2 separate regions of the Homo sapiens genome follow, and region 1 is linked to region 2. A link is an interaction called in ENCODE POLR2A ChIA-PET data of the cell type or tissue named here. Cell type or tissue: Caco-2. All regions are shown on one strand. Each heading gives the region's core, and the rest is flanking DNA. Links, peaks and the distances in the headings are about the cores only.

Evidence for each region. Peaks named below come from ENCODE experiments on the same cell type or tissue, not always from the same donor. Only the 100,000 strongest peaks of a DNase experiment are listed, where the experiment ranks them.
Region 1: POLR2A ChIA-PET joins it to region 2 with 6 read pairs; 2 of 35 experiments call an interaction of 5 or more read pairs at or near these places.

Annotation. Positions count from the first base shown.
Region 1 is chr10:13,798,099-13,805,806 of GRCh38, forward strand. All of the region lies in intron 4 of FRMD4A (FERM domain containing 4A), which reads right to left. Among named protein-coding and RNA genes, the nearest start is that of FRMD4A-AS2, 190 kb to the right of the region's middle. In Caco-2, for the core only: no CTCF peak of the experiment used is centred there; no DNase peak of the experiment used is centred there.
Region 2 is chr10:14,060,099-14,067,806 of GRCh38, forward strand. The region is part of intron 2 of FRMD4A (FERM domain containing 4A); the gene reads right to left. Among named protein-coding and RNA genes, the nearest start is that of FRMD4A-AS3, 10 kb to the right of the region's middle. In Caco-2, for the core only: no CTCF peak of the experiment used is centred there; a DNase peak (open chromatin) is centred at 4,027.

The sequences.
Region 1 (7,708 bases), core at 1,167-5,166, 260 kb before region 2:
ATAGGAAAAGTAAAAAAAAAATAATGAAAGGGTTGGGCGCAGTGGCTCACGCCTGTAATCCCAGCACTTTGGGAGGCGAAGGCGAGCGGATCACTTGAGGTCTGGAGTTTGGTATCAGCCTGGCCAACATGGTGAAACCCTGTCTCTACTAAAAATACAAAAAATTAGCTGGACCTGGTGGCAGGTGCCTATAATCCCAGCTACTCGGGAGGCTGAGGTAGGAGAATCGCTTGAACCCGGGAGATGGAGGTTGCAGTGAGCTGAGATCGCGCCATTGCACTCTAGCCTAGGCGACAGAGACTCTGTCTCAAGAAAAAATAAATAAATAGGACGGGCGTGGTGGCTCACGCCTGTACGCCTGTAATCCCCACACTTTGGGAGGCCAAGGCAGACAGATCACGAGGTCAGGAGATGGAGACCATCCTGGCTAACACGGTGAAACCCTGTCTCTACTAAAAAATACGAAAAATTAGCCGGGCATAGTGGCAGGCGCCTGTAGTCCCAGCTACTCAGGAGGCTGAAGCAGGAGAATGGCATGAACCTGGGAGGTGGAGCTTGCAGTGAGCCGAGATGGCGCCACCGCACTCCAGCCTGGGTGACAGAGCGAGACTCCGTCTCATAAATAAATAAATAAATGGAAGAGAGTATTGTAAGTAAAATAACAGGAGCAACTTCTTCCAGAAAGCTGGGATAAATTCTGTTCTGACTAGAACACAAGATCAGGAAACAGAAGGCCTGGGTGCCAATGTCATCTCTGCCCATGCCTGATAATGCCCCACAGGTTCCATGATATTTCAAACTTCTGTTCCTTAGCTCATGCTGTTCCTTCGTCCCAGTAGGCCTTTCCCTTCCTTCTTCCCCAGTGAGGTCCGGCCCATCCCGCAGGACTCAGCTCTCACGTCTCCGCTCCAGAAAGTCTTCCCACACCACACACCGGGTGGGATGGGGGGGTCCTCCTCCGACCCTTACAGCACCCACCCTAGGGGCTCACCCATTTCTGCACTTCCCAGTCTACAGAACTTGCTCTCTATGCATTCATTTTCCCCAGCTGACTTTTTAAAATTTATTTTTATTTTTTAGATGGAGTCTTGCTCTGTTGCCCAGGCTGGAGTGCAGTGGTGTGATCTAGTCTCATTGCAACCTCCGCCCTCCGGGTTCAAGTAATTCTCCTGCCTCAGCCTCCTGAGTAGCTGGGACTACAGGCGCAGGCCGCCATGCCCAGCTATTTTTTTGTATTTTAGTAGAGACAGGGTTTCACCGTGTTGCCCAGGCTGGTCACAAACTCCTGAACTCAGGCAATCCACCTGCCTCGGCCTCCCAAAGTCCTGGGATGACAGAGGTGAATGACTGTGCCCAGCACCAGTTGACTTTCTATATCTGGAAAATGCCACGAGATCTACCTCATGAGGAGAAAGTGTGCATGTCTGGTCAACTGGAAGGTGTCAGACAAATTATCTTAAGCTGCAACCACTTCCTTCCTGCCTCTGAAAATGCCCCCAACTCTGTGGGTCTTCTCTTGGGGCTCAGCCTCCTGCGAGTACACCATGTGTATGGCATGCGCCTGGCCTTCACTCATGCTGCCTCTCCTCCTTGGAACTGGAGAACTGTCTCTCCATCCCTTTATCTGAATGTTTAGCCATTGTGCAAGGCTGAGTTCAAGTCTTACTTTCAGTGAAGTCTTCCTTGATTGCCTAAGTCTGGGGTTTCTTTCAAACTTCTCCAGGGCTTCTGGTGTGTGTCATCTTCAAGGCATTTGGCATAATCTTGTACAATTAGTTATTTTTAAAAAATATGACCTAGGCTGGGTGAGGTAGCTCACACCTGAAATCCCAGCACTTTGGGAGGCTGAGGCAGGCGGATCACGAGGTCAGGAGTTCGAGACCAGCCTGACCAACATGGTGAAACCCCATCTCTACTAAAAAAAAATACAAAAATTAGCCAGGCGTGGTGGCACATGCCTGTAATCCCAGCTACTCAGGAGGCTGAGGCAGAAGAATTGCTTGAATCCAGGAGGCAGAGGTTGCAGTGAGCTGAGATGGCACTACTGCACTCCAGCCTGGGTGACAGAGCGAGACTCCATCTCAAAAAACAAAACAAACAAACAAAAAACATGACCTATCTCTCAACGATCAGTTTTCAACATTTACAGAAATTATCCCCCAAAACCTAGCACAGTGTATAGCAACTGTTAGGTGCTCAAAAGAAGTATTTGCTCATTGATTTGAATGACTGCCTGCAAGAGCAAGCCATCCAATGACAATGTAGGCTTAAATATTCATCTTTTGTCTTACCATATTTTATGATAAACAGTCTGATGGGAATAACCTTTTCATTATTCTCACAAGACAAGGCTTTCAATCACCCACAGACTGGAATGATACAAAAATACAGTGATTTTTCTCTGGCCACCAGCTCAAAGAATAAGGAGGACCTGAGAGAGAGAGAGAGAATATTCCATTTGTGGAATATTCAAGATTAGTCAATGGTCCAGGCTTGAGATATCCTCATACCACTCCACTGGCATATGAGTGACCACACACACTGCAAGAGATTAGACTTAGGTCCCTGGGGGTCACCATTCACATGTGATGAACTTCAAGGTGGGGACATGTCGCATGAAGGGACACAGACAGATGTCATTTGGATTCCAGTCTGTTGGGTTTACGCACTGCCAATTCTTCTTCATCCACAGAGGACAAACAGACAGATGGATTCCCCCTCTAGAAAACTTTATTCCCCACATTAAACTGTCTAAAAGAATGACTTTTTAAGCCATGAATCTGACTGGCAATTCCTTTGTTCCCGGCCATCTATTGGTTTAACATTTATCAAGCAATTAAATAGACTAGAAAGGAAAGTAAGAAAATGGGCCAGGTACAGTGGCTCATGCCTGTAATCCCAGCACTTTGGGAGGCCATGGCAGGTGGATCACGAGGTCAGGAGATCGAGACCATCCTGGCCAACATGCTGAAACCCCGTCTCTACCAAAAATACAAAAACTAGCCAGGTGTGGTGGCACGTGCCTGTAGTCCCAGCTTCTTGGGAGGCTGAGGCAGGAGAATCGCTTGAACCTGGAAGGCAGAGGTTGCAGTGAGCCGAGATTGCACCGCTGCACTTCAGCCTGACAACAGAGTGGGGCCCTGTCTCACTGACAACAGAGTGGGGCCCTGTCTCAAAAAAAAAATGGTCAGGAAGCAAAGAGAACATGGAAGCTGGAATGACACCTATATGATCCTACATGGAATAGTTGGCCTCTGAGGACAAATGAATTTCCTTCCTCCACTTCCCCTGCTTGAACTCGTCCACTCCAATCCCATGAGGGGATCACGATGCATGGCCTTGCGTAGCTCCAGTGGCTAATGGAGAGGCAGACTTTCCCAAACCTGGAGTCCTCGGATTCTCTGAAGGAAGGAGGTCAGCTGCCTCCACTTTAAAGGCTTGTAGAAGTCTCTCAATGAAGGCTGCTTATAAAGGCAGACTGAAGGGACATGTGACTTATCCAAGACCCTGATGAAAACTGCCCACTATTTGGGCAAAAACTGAAAGATGGATTAAAAAGCAAACTGGAAACCATAATTCTGGGGCCACCACTTTTGGCTGGAGCACTTGTTACAATGTTGTTTTCTGCTCATCTCTAAGTCACACTTCCTGTACTCTACAGGGTCAAGAATTCCACACTGCTAAAGGCTTTTGCTTTCCTATTTAACCTTTTACAGTCCTGACATCAAGTGCCTCCCTCAAACCTTTTATGTTTCTTTTGCATTAGGATGGAATGGGACGAAAAGTCATAAAGAAGCATTTCCTTAATACAGTTTAACTAAGAGATGCCTTATAGCTTGGTTTTCATGATTCTCATTGATTTTTCATTTGAGAATGCACTTCATTGCCTTTGCCAATAATAATGCAAAAAAAAAAAAAAAAAAAGCATCCCAGCAGCCACTCAGAGTATTTTTGTTATTATGTGACTGATAACTATCTTTAAAGCTGAGCAAGATAACGCTCATTTGGTTTATGGTTGCAGTAGGTCAAACTGTCAGGTCAGTAATAAATATGCAATTGCTTCCAGGCAATAGAAATTGGACGCATTCATTTAAGATATTGCTTTTAGCTTCTACATATAAAACAAATAGATTTTTGGTTCAAGTGTTGGCACCTTCAATAGAGATGGCCTCAGGGAGAGCTTTGTTTATAGTTACTGGTGGGTGGAGGTGTGTGATAAGTCTATCTGAATCCGTCACTTTCCAGACCCAGGGGGAGAATGACACTGCACAGCTTCTAGATGTTTTTATTGTAGACAGGCAATTTCATATGGAATGAGTTTCTACAGAAATCCAAAGCAAGAGATGAAGTTCTTATATGTTTATCTATTTAGAGACAGGGTCTCACTCTGTTGCCCAGGCTGGAGTGCAGTGGTGCAATCATAGCTCACTGCAGCCTTGAACTGCTGGGCTCAAGCGATCCTTCTGCCTCAGCCTCTGGAATAGCTGGAACTACTGGCACATACCATTGCACTTGGGTAATTAAAAAAAAAGGTTTTTTTTGTTTTTGTTTTTTTGGTAGAGACAGTGTCTCGCTTTGTTGTCCGGGCTGGTCTCAAACTCCTGGCTTCAAGCAATCCTCCTACTTCAGCCTTCCAAAGTGCTGGGATTACAGGTGTTAGTCACCACACGTGGCCAAGTGTATGAAATGCTTATAGATGTTGCTGGATGGAGGGGAGGAGAGGAGCTCTTCAAATGGAAGAATGTTGATATATTTAGTATCCTTGTCTTATAGTATGTGTGTTCATCAAGGACAGACCAGGCACTTTGGGAGGTCAAGGTGCGCTGATTACCTGAAGCCAGGAGTTCGAGACCAGCCTGGCTAACATGGTGAAACCCCGTCTCTACTAAAAATACAAAAAATTAGCTGGGTGTGGTGGCGGATGCCTGTAATCTCAGCTACTTAGGAGGCTGAGGCATGAGAATCACTTGAACCTGGGAGACAGAGTTTGCAGTGAGCCGAGATGGCACCACTGCACCCCAGCCTGGGTGACACAACAAGATTCCATCTCAAAAAAAAAAAAAAAAGGGACAGACCAGTGATACTGATTTCACTATAAACCTTTAATAATACAGGAAGGTTAAAGTAGGGTATATACTGGGGAAACCAGATTACTAAATCATGGGCTCTCCAGCCCAGGATAAATTGTTGTCTCCACTATGTTTTAGTAAGCCTATTCCAAATTTTCTTTTTAAAAATGTTTTATTTTTTAGAGACAGAGTCTCTTTCTGTTGCCCAGGCTGGAGTGCAATGGTGCAGTCATAGCTCGCTGCAGCCTTGAACCCCTGGGCTCAAGTGATCTTCCCATCTCAGACTCCTGAATAGCTGGGACTACAGGTGCACACCACCACTCCTGGCTAATTAAACAAATTTTTTTTTTTGTAAAGTAGAGGTTTTGCTGTGATGCCCAGGTTGGCCTCAAACTTCTGGCCTCAAGCAATCTTCCCACCTCAGCCTCCCAAAGCACTGGGATGGCAGGCATGAGCTACCATACCCAGCCCCCAATTTTCTTTTCTAGCGCTTCTACACCACGTTTTGTGAATCACTTCCTAATCTACAAACACAAGCTCAACAAGGAGTCAAGGGCCAGTGCTTTCTGGATCTCCAGTGGTTAAGAGCAGATGCTAAATAAATATTTGTTAAGAGAATGAATACAGCAGCTTCACAATATGCCCCACAGATCCATATTCTTGTAGGTTCAGGGACTGCTGTGTAGACACAGCTCCCATCCTAAGCAAACAGTCTCCATATTAAGAATTCACTCCGCTCACCTGTGCCAGGTTCCCAGCTCCCTCCGGTCATTTGCATTGGGAAGGAAAGGAGGGAGAAAGCCGCATCCCTAAGCTTTCCTTGGAGGGCACCGTTCTTTTTGTTTATCTTAGCTGCACACAGAAAGAGCTATGCTCAAGCACTTCTCTGGTCACTAAATATAAGGTACTGTTGTATGTTTGCCGTTGTTTCCGACAACACAGCATGGGTCGTCTGAGAGGTGGTAATGAACACCGAATGCCGCGTTCCCAGAAGCAGTTATTACAAGCCAGGCACGGAGGCTGCAGCCACTGACTTTCTCCTCTCTCACTGTCCAGCAGATAATACGTGGAAATCCCAAACCTATTTCCAAATAAATTGCTTTCCCAGAGCTGTGTCTTGTGGTTGTTTCTTCTGCCACTGGAAAATTGCTTTTCTATTTTGTTTATTTTTAAATTGTAGATAAGCTTGTGGCCAGGAATGCTGAATGACTGAACCCTTTTCAGAGGCCCCAGCTGATGCCAGTCACAGTTGAAACAAACGCGAGGACCTGAGGACAGCACAGACCCAAGCTCGCTCCCGTGCACCAGCCTTCCTGGCAGTGGTTCTAAAGATGCATCTTCAATGAGTCAGGACTTTTTCTTTCTTTCTTTCTTTCTTTATTTCTTTTTTTTGTTGAGACGGAGTCTCGCTCTGTCGCCAGGCTGGAGTTCAGTGGCATGATCTTGGCTCACTGCAATCTCCCGCCTCCCGGGTTCAAGCAATTCTCCTGCCTCAGCCTCCCAACTAGTTGGGATTACAGGTGGCTGCCACCACACCCAGCTAATTCTTTTTTTTTTTTTTTTTGTATTTTTAGTAGAGATGGGGTTTCACCATGTTGGCCAGGATGGTCTTGATCTCTTGACCTTGTGATCTGCCTACCTCGGCCTCCCAAAGTGTTAGGATTACAGGTGTGAACCACCGTGCTCAGCCAGGCCATTTTAACCTTAATAGTTTGGGTAAATCAGACTCCCCAGACAGCACCAATCAGGCAATTCAATTAATTAGGATACAGTCTGCTGAAAGAAAAGATCCTTAATTGTTTACTGTCTAGGTTCTTAAACTAACATCCTGGCCGCAGGGTGTCTGTGAGTGTTGTAAAATGTAAGCAAAAATTTATTTTGTATGTAAACTTTTATGAAGGAAAGGGAATATAACTTCAAATCTCAAAGGCGGTGTGATGAAATCAGAGGTTAAAAGCTACTCGTTTTCTTTTCTTTCTTTTTTTTTTCTTTAAGAGATGGGGTCTTGCTCTGTTGCCCAGGCAGGAGAGCAGTGGCGCAATCATAGCTTGCTGCAGCCTTCAATACTTGGGCTCAAGCAAGTCTCCCGCCTCAGCCTCCCAACGTGTTGGGATTACAGGTGTGAGTCTCAAGCCCAGCCCATATTATTAATTGGTATGTGAAAATAAATTCTAACTATACTTGTCTTTTAAATTTGGAGTAATGGCTAACCAAGTTTCTTTTCTTTCTTCCTCATATTTCTAAACACTTTTAAAAGGCTTTTTTTTTCTTAAAAAAAAACCCCCAAAAAATCAATCACAAAAGATACTTATTTACAGCATTTAACAAGCAATTCTTAAAATTTATGACAGGAGATTCAAATTAAAATTTAAATAGATTATGACAATCATTAATTCAACTTGGGTGTGTTTGACTGTTTCTGCTGAATAGCTTAAAAGTTGGTTAGTTATAGGCTATAGCTTCTGATAACGGGATCTTCCATTCCCACCCCACCCCCTGGCTCACAAGCTACTTCTTGATTTTAATTAGTTTTGTTGTTGAGACGAGGTCTCACTCTGTCACCAGGGCTGGAGTGCAGTGGTGCAATAATAGCTCACTGCAGTCTTGAACTCCTGGGCTCAAGTGATCCTCCTGCCTCA
Region 2 (7,708 bases), core at 1,683-5,682:
TCCTCCTTTTGAGCCCGACGTTAAATATTATATGTCAATTCACTTATTTAATTATCACATACAATACTTTCCATTTTCTGTAGTGTGGCAAAAACCAGAAAAAAATGACTACATTTCATAAGAAGGATAAAGATAGAAATTCACTGTTGACTGGGAACCTAGTCTAGGGAGGCACAGATTGGATTCTCATGGTCCATTCTTTGCTTCTTACACAACCAGCGGGAGGTTGGCTGGTGGGAACACTGAACACATCCTTGTAGGGGATATCAACTCTATGAAATAGGTACTATTATTACAATCCTGTTTTGCATAAGAGAAAAATGGAAGCACAGAGAGGTGAGTAATGTACTTAAGGGCATCTAAGGTGACCACTTTTACAAGTGGACTACTTGGGAAGCCAGCCAGGCACTCTTGCTTCGAAGCCTGCCCTCTTCAGTAGAAGGCATTTTCATGTTCAAAGACAAGCACTGGGCCTATTTTATTTCTGCTTCTACTTTGAACCTCAAGCAAAGTGCTTTCAACATTGGAAAAATCAATAATATGTGTCAAATGCCTCATTTTCAAAAGATAAGGTACGCAAATCATTTCCATATATGGGAATTTGGTGGGTGATCAAGGCAACATTCTCCAATTAATGGGAAGAAGATGGATTATTTGATTCATGTTTTCTGGGACAAATGGCTGGCCACTTATATAGAGAGGAAATACAGATGAATCTTTTCTGATCTTTGGGTCCCCATGGACTTCTAAGCATAATAACAAAGCCAAAAATAATATAAAAAAATTAAAATTCTGTATGGCAAAACCTACCATGAGTAATGTTAATAGACTGACTCACTAGTGGAAAGATTAGCAACAGCTTTGATTTTTATGTATAAGATTTCCTTTTCCTAATATACTCAGAGCACTTACAAACCAATAAGGAAAAAAAAATGACCAAAGGGCAGAGGATATAATCAAGTAGTTTTACAAAACAAGAGCCAAAATCGCCAACATTTTGGCTATAAATGTGCAATATTTAAAAGCACATTCTGGCTATAAATATGCAATATTTAAAAGCACATTTAGGCCGGGCGTAGTGGCTTATGCCTTTAATTCCACAATTTGGAGGCCGAAGCGGGTGGACTACCTGAGGTCAGGAGTTCAAGACCAGCTTGATCAACATGGGTGTTGATCAACCCCGTCTCTACTAAAAATACAAAAATTATCCAGGTGTGGTGATGTGCACCTGCAATCCCAGCTACTTGGGAGGCAGAGGCAGGAGAATCACTTGAACCCGGAGGCGGAGGTTGCAATGAGCCAAGATTCCAGTCTGAGCGACAGAGTGAGACTCCATCTCAAAAAAGGCACATTTAACGAATGGAAAATATAAAAATAAGCTGTCATTTTAAATATATTATTGATTATCAAAGGGTAGAAAACCAGGTGCTCATGACGTAAACCTAAGTGGGTACAATCTTTCCAGAGACTAGTTTGTCAATTTCCTCCCTATCCTGAGACTTTTCTATCTAATAGATCACTGATTTCTGATTTCTGTTCAGTGTCTAGCCCATTCTGGCTAAATGAAACAAGGGGGATTGGCAGGGAGCTTATGGGAAACGTTGTCCTTATGATAAAAAGAGATGCATAGGAGGAAATACCCCTTTTCTTCCCATGGGCATTGTCACGTGGTACCTGGAACTATGACACCACTTAGTGACCATGAAGCCCAAGCCAATACGTTGAAGATACCATATGAGCCACAGGAGAAAAGACTTTATGTTTGGTGACATTACTGAGTTGCTGACTTAGGACTACAATGCCCCAACTTCCAAAATCTTGTTATGTGACAGTCAATTCCTTACTTACAAAATTTCTTTAATTGGATCTCTTGTTCCTTGCAGCTAAAGGAATTCTGACAAAATAAATCAAAACTCAAAATGTGCATACCCTTGGAACACAAAATGTAATTTCTAGAGCTCTGACTCAAGGAAATATTCAGACAAGTAAACAGAGGTATATATAACATGCTATTTATAGTACTGAAAAACTACAAAGCCATGTAAATGCCCTTCAAAAAGAAGTTGGTTAAATACGTGGTTAAGTATTTCACTGTTACAGAGCCAATAAGATGTGATATGGATTAATATTTACAGACAGAAATGTTTATTTGAGGTCTATCGTTTAGGGGGAAAAAGAAGATTACAAAAGGGCACATACAGGTAGGATTACATTTATGTAAAATTTTGTGTATCTGATTACAGAGCTGCACGGAAGGCTATTCTCCAAGTTGGGAGTGGGGTGGGATTGATCAGCCATGGACGTGTAGAAAGGAAACTCCCAGAGATAAACATAGTCAGGGGCTTTGTGGCCAATGCTGAAGGGAAAGAAAGTCTTAGCCATTGAACTTCAAGCATGTTTATACTAATGGTGAAACCGACTCTAAGAAAGCAATACAAATAAGGCGTTGTAACCAACGAGCTTCAAGTATTTCTGGTCTCATTGGCAAGACCATCTCTTGTGAGACAGTGCATCCCTCTAAGTAGGTGTCATTTGTTTTCATTTGGATGCCTTCAGCTGCAAGTTACAGAATTCCCGACTTTCAACTGTGAGGGAATTATCTCACATAACTGAAGTCCTGAGTCAGAGTGGACTTCAGGTGTGATTGATTCAAGTGCCACTGATTCATCAAAGACCCAGTCCTGGCCAGGCACAGTGGCTCACGTGTGTAATTCCAGCACTTTGGGAGGTTGCAGTGAGATCATGCCATTGCACTCCAGTGAAAGGGGAAGATACATGGATGGTGGGTGGGCAACCTACAGTGTCCATTAATCCACACCAGTTGTCATTTTATTCCTCCGGCTCTCATGTTTTAAATCCTAGTGGTTTTGCCTATAGAGACAAAATGTGCTGATCCTATCGACGTTGAATGTTTCCTGTTTCATTGACAGTGCTTCTCATGATAACTCCAATTACACAACTTAGCTATGACTTACGAAACACTTAATATGGGCCAGACATGATATTAAGAGCTTTACACTTAAGAAGCAGAGAACGTATTTTGCAGACATGACTATTTCTATTGCAAGGAATAAATCTGCTTTTTTTTTTCTTTTTAAGATTAACAGTATGTTGGTGCCCAGCTCAGACTCCCAGAAGTTATGTTTAGTGCGTGTTCGGTTCCAGCTTGAATGACTCCCAGATGTTGATGAGAGTCAGTCTCCGACTCTTCAAAAGAGGCAAGATTCAGATTCTTCCTCTAGCTTCAGCCCTGATTTGGCTCATCGAAATGAGCCAGACATTTGCTGTGCCATTTACATTTATTATGTTATTGTTCTCTTGGCAACACTAAGATGAATTTTATTATCTCTGAATATTTTATAGAAAATTGAGGTTCAGAGAGTTCAAGGAACATAGCCCAAATTAAAGAGCTGGAAAGTGTGATAAAAACCTGAGTTCTTACATTATTTTACCTTTTCTCATTAAAAAAAAAAAGTCATATACTTGAATTGTACAACTTTAGACATACTCTTTGTAATTCTGTTGAAACCCACTAGGGTTCAACTGGATGTCGGGCACACAGTTATCTCTTAATAACTATCTGGCTATTATCCAATCAAGGAAGGATAGACAGGGGATCACCGTTTTAAACCACACAATCTTGTACGTGGATTTAGCTAACTCCCATCTGGTATGCATTCTAAACTCCTTAGGATTTCTATCTGCCTCAGTAAGAAAGATACCACAGTCAAAACATGCGAATTAACTCTACTTGTTATATATGTGTCACTAAAAAACCGCCCCAGGAGTTTTCAGCTCACTAAAAATTAAGAATCTGAAAATAGAAATTTTACAGCTTCCCTGAGACTTCTGAGCCCTACTGAACGGTTCAAAAGCTTAAGAGCAGCATTATGTCAACCAGGGATTTGAAAAATCAAGTCATGTTCTTCCCGCTCCTTAAGTCAATACCAAGGGTAAAGATTTTGCAATCAGAAGCTCACTAGCAATTTTGCTGGGAAGTGCTCACCAATGGAATTCCACTTAATTCCTCCCCAGCTGGGTGGGAGCTACAGCCCAACAGTGGCCAAGTGTGTTGCCCTTGCAAAATGTGACTCAGAAGCATTCAAAGAGCTGAGATACTGAGGTCCTGAAAATAGGCTATTTTTATATTGATGTTTTCCGTAACTACAGCCTTGCTGAAAGAATGCATGTGTTCCCAGTTGCACTTTTCCTTCTGTAGTGCTTTTAAATTACATGTCGTTAAGGCCACTTCCAGTAGTCTCAGAAATATTTCTCCTTGTAAAACAGTGCCCTGTGAAAACTACCATCAAATTCTTCCACTCCACATTGCCGTGGCCACCTGAGGGGAAGGCTTTGGGAAAGAATAAATGCTTATTCTTGGGAAATTCTGATTCCTTCTGCGTGAACTTTTCCAGGCTCTATGCTGATTCTCATTACTCTGGTCCTCCTGGTGAACTTCAGCAGTGTATTCTGCTTATTTTTTTATTTATTTATTTTGAGGCAGAGTCTTGCTCCATCGTCTAGGCTGGAGTACAGTGGCGCGATCTCGGCTCACTGCAACCTCTGCCTCCTGGGTTCAGGTGATTCTCCTGCCTCAGCCTCCTGAGTACCTGGGACTACAGGTGCTCACCATCACACTCAGCTATTGTTTGTATTTTTAGTAGAGACAGGGTTTGACTGTGTTGGCCAGGATGGTCTTGAACTCTTGATCTCAGGTGATCCACCTGCTTTGACCTCCCAAAGTGCTGGGAGTAAAGGTGTGAGCCACCGCGCCCAGCCCTCTCTGCTTATTTTTAACAGCGAAGCAATGGATCATTCATTGAAATGGCAGCAGAGGCAATATTAGAATGCAAAACTGCAGTGGTAATACTATATTAGAGTGTTGCCACCACACATTTATTGACTACCATACTGTTTTTAAGCATTTCAACGTATACTACTGAATTTGAGTGGTAGGGAGTGCCAAATCCATGTTGTGGGCTCGTGGGGTCCTTCTTCACACCCACTATTGACGACCATTATATCAGCAACAGGAGGAAACAGATAGAGAATAGCCTCGCCTAATTCATTCATTGGGACTTTTTTTTTCCTTCTTTTTTGAGAGATGGAGGATCTCGCTCTGTCACCCAGGCTGGAGTGCAGTAGCACGATCTCAGCTCACTGCAACCTCTGCCTCCTGGGTTGAAGCAATTCTCATGCCTCAGCCTCCCGAGTAGCTGGGACTACAGGCATTCGCCACCATACCTGGATAATTTTTTGTATTTTTAGTAGAGACAGGGTTTCACCATGTTCGCCAGGCTGGTTTCAAACTCCTGAACTCAGGTGATCTGCCTTGGCCTCCCAAAGTGCTGGGCTTGCAGATGTGAGCCACCATACCCGGCCCTAATTCAGTGGAACTTTGTCTTTCCAGTTCTCCTTTGAGGTAGCATCCAGGTGGTGGTCACAGGGCAGCCTCCTCCAATTCCCCACTGAAATATCTAAGACCCAGAAATCACTCACTCAAGCCCTGAAAACTTGAGTAAAATCTCACTCAAGCCCCCAAAACTAAAATATCGAGAAACAGAGTTTAGAGAAATGTCCCCATCAGAAGGGCTGATGTAACCAAAATTAAATAAACCGTGGCCCAATCATGCTTAATTTTATAAAACAAAGAAGCCCCACTCTCATGAAAGAAGACAGGAACACACTTTGTTGCTCCCCTGTGTGTCCCTGGCTGAATGATTCAGGGTCTGAACAAACCAAGAATAAACCAGGAAAGGGGGTCACAGCATTCTTCTCTGCATGTAGCAGGTTGGAGATACCCGGGGTCCTAGCCCCCTGTTATCCTTGCTGACATCATTCTACTGCCATCAGCAAACTACAACTTCCAGAAAACAACGTATGAGGAAGTATGAAGTGGGGGTATGTATTTGTGTGTGTGTGTGTGTGTGTGTGTGTGTGTGTGTCGGTAGGGGGAGTGGGATGAGGATAGAGAATGGTGGTAGCTCAGTGCCTGCAGTATATCCTTTGGACGTGAAATATAATAGCAGCACATAGAAGGGAACAAATATTCAGAAACACTCCATTGATTCAGAGTTGCAGAAAGCTGGGCACCTGAGGAGGAGATCCACCTTAGTATGTAGAGCTGCACCAGGAGTTGGCCAGAAGCTATTTACTGTCACCTGCTGCCAAACCAAAGTCACGTACTTCCTCTGACAACTTCCTCTTGGTGGGGGGTGTGGGGGGTGGTCCCTGTTGTCCACACAGGGAAGGGGTGGGTATGGATCTGTTTCCTCAGTTCAGTGCCATAAGATCAGGAACCTGGCTGATTGTAGCTTAGGTAGGCATTTAATATTTGTTGAAGAAACAAGCAAATGCTTTGAATCTGGATAGAGAGAATGAGTAGGGAAGATAAAGAGTGTGAAGTTGTATGTGTGTGTGTGTATGTGTGCATGCGCTGGAAGTGGGATGAGAACTGTGTAAAGTGTACACAGAAGAACAAGAAAAGGGAACACACAGCATCCAAAGAATTCAGACCTGGAGCCTACGCCTGTGTGCCGCACTCTGAATTCATGGCGAAAAGCCTCCCAAAGGACTAAGAAGGTCAAAGCAGATTGAAAAGAGATGCAGGATCGACAATGGCAATAAAAGTCATGAAGCTTTATGTAGCAAATAACCTAGCATAAAAATCTGCAAAGCAAAACGTATCAAAAAAAAGAAAGAGAAATTGAGGGGAAAATGATCGTTATTGTTATGAGAGACTTAAATGGACTTCTTTCCGTTCCGACTAATGGAATAGACAAAACCCAGTAATAATGTCGAAAAATGTTAACTATCATGAGGTATTATCAGTAGACGCACATTTAACCTTCTATCCTTCAAGAAACAAACTCTTTCATGAGAGCTCATACACAAACTTGCAATGGAATAAGTCAAATAGAAAATATTAATATGTCTCGGCTAGGTGCAGTGGCTCACGCCTGTAATCCCAGCACTTTGGGAGGCCGAGGTGGGTGGATCATGAGGTCAGGAATTCGAGACCAGCCTGGCCAACATGGTGAAACCCCGTCTCTAATAAAAATACAAAAATTAGCTGGGCGTGGTGGCGGGTGCCTGTAATCCAAGCTACTCGGGAGGCTGAGGCAGGAGAATCGCTTGAACCCAGGAGGTAGGGGCTGCAGTGAGCCGAGACCATGCCATTGCACTCCAGCCTGGGCGACAGAGAGAGAGACTCCCTCTCAAAAAAAAATTAGTATGTCTCATTGATATTAATGACAAGTATTTAGACAATAACAACCAGTATAGAGGGGAACAGGAAAGATTTATTATAACAACACTTAAAGGAAAAGAAAGCTAAACATAGAACAATCGGTCAGCTTTATTTATGACAGCAGAACTAGGAAATAGCATCAATATATCAGGTCCCTTGCCCACTGCCTTATTAATAACACTGTCATGAGGCCGGGCGCAGTGGCTCACACTTGTAATCCCAGCACTTTGGGAGGCCGAGGCGGGCGGATCACGAGGTCAGGAGTTCAAGACCAGCCTGGCCAATATGGTGAAACTCCATCTCTACTAAAAATACAAAACTTAGCTGGGCGTGGTGGTGCATGCCCGTAGTCCCAGCTACTCGGGAGGCTGAGGCAGAAGAATTCCTTGAACCTGGGAGGTGGAGGTTGCAGTGAGCAGAGATTGTGCAACTGCACTCCAGCCTGGGTAACAGAGCGAG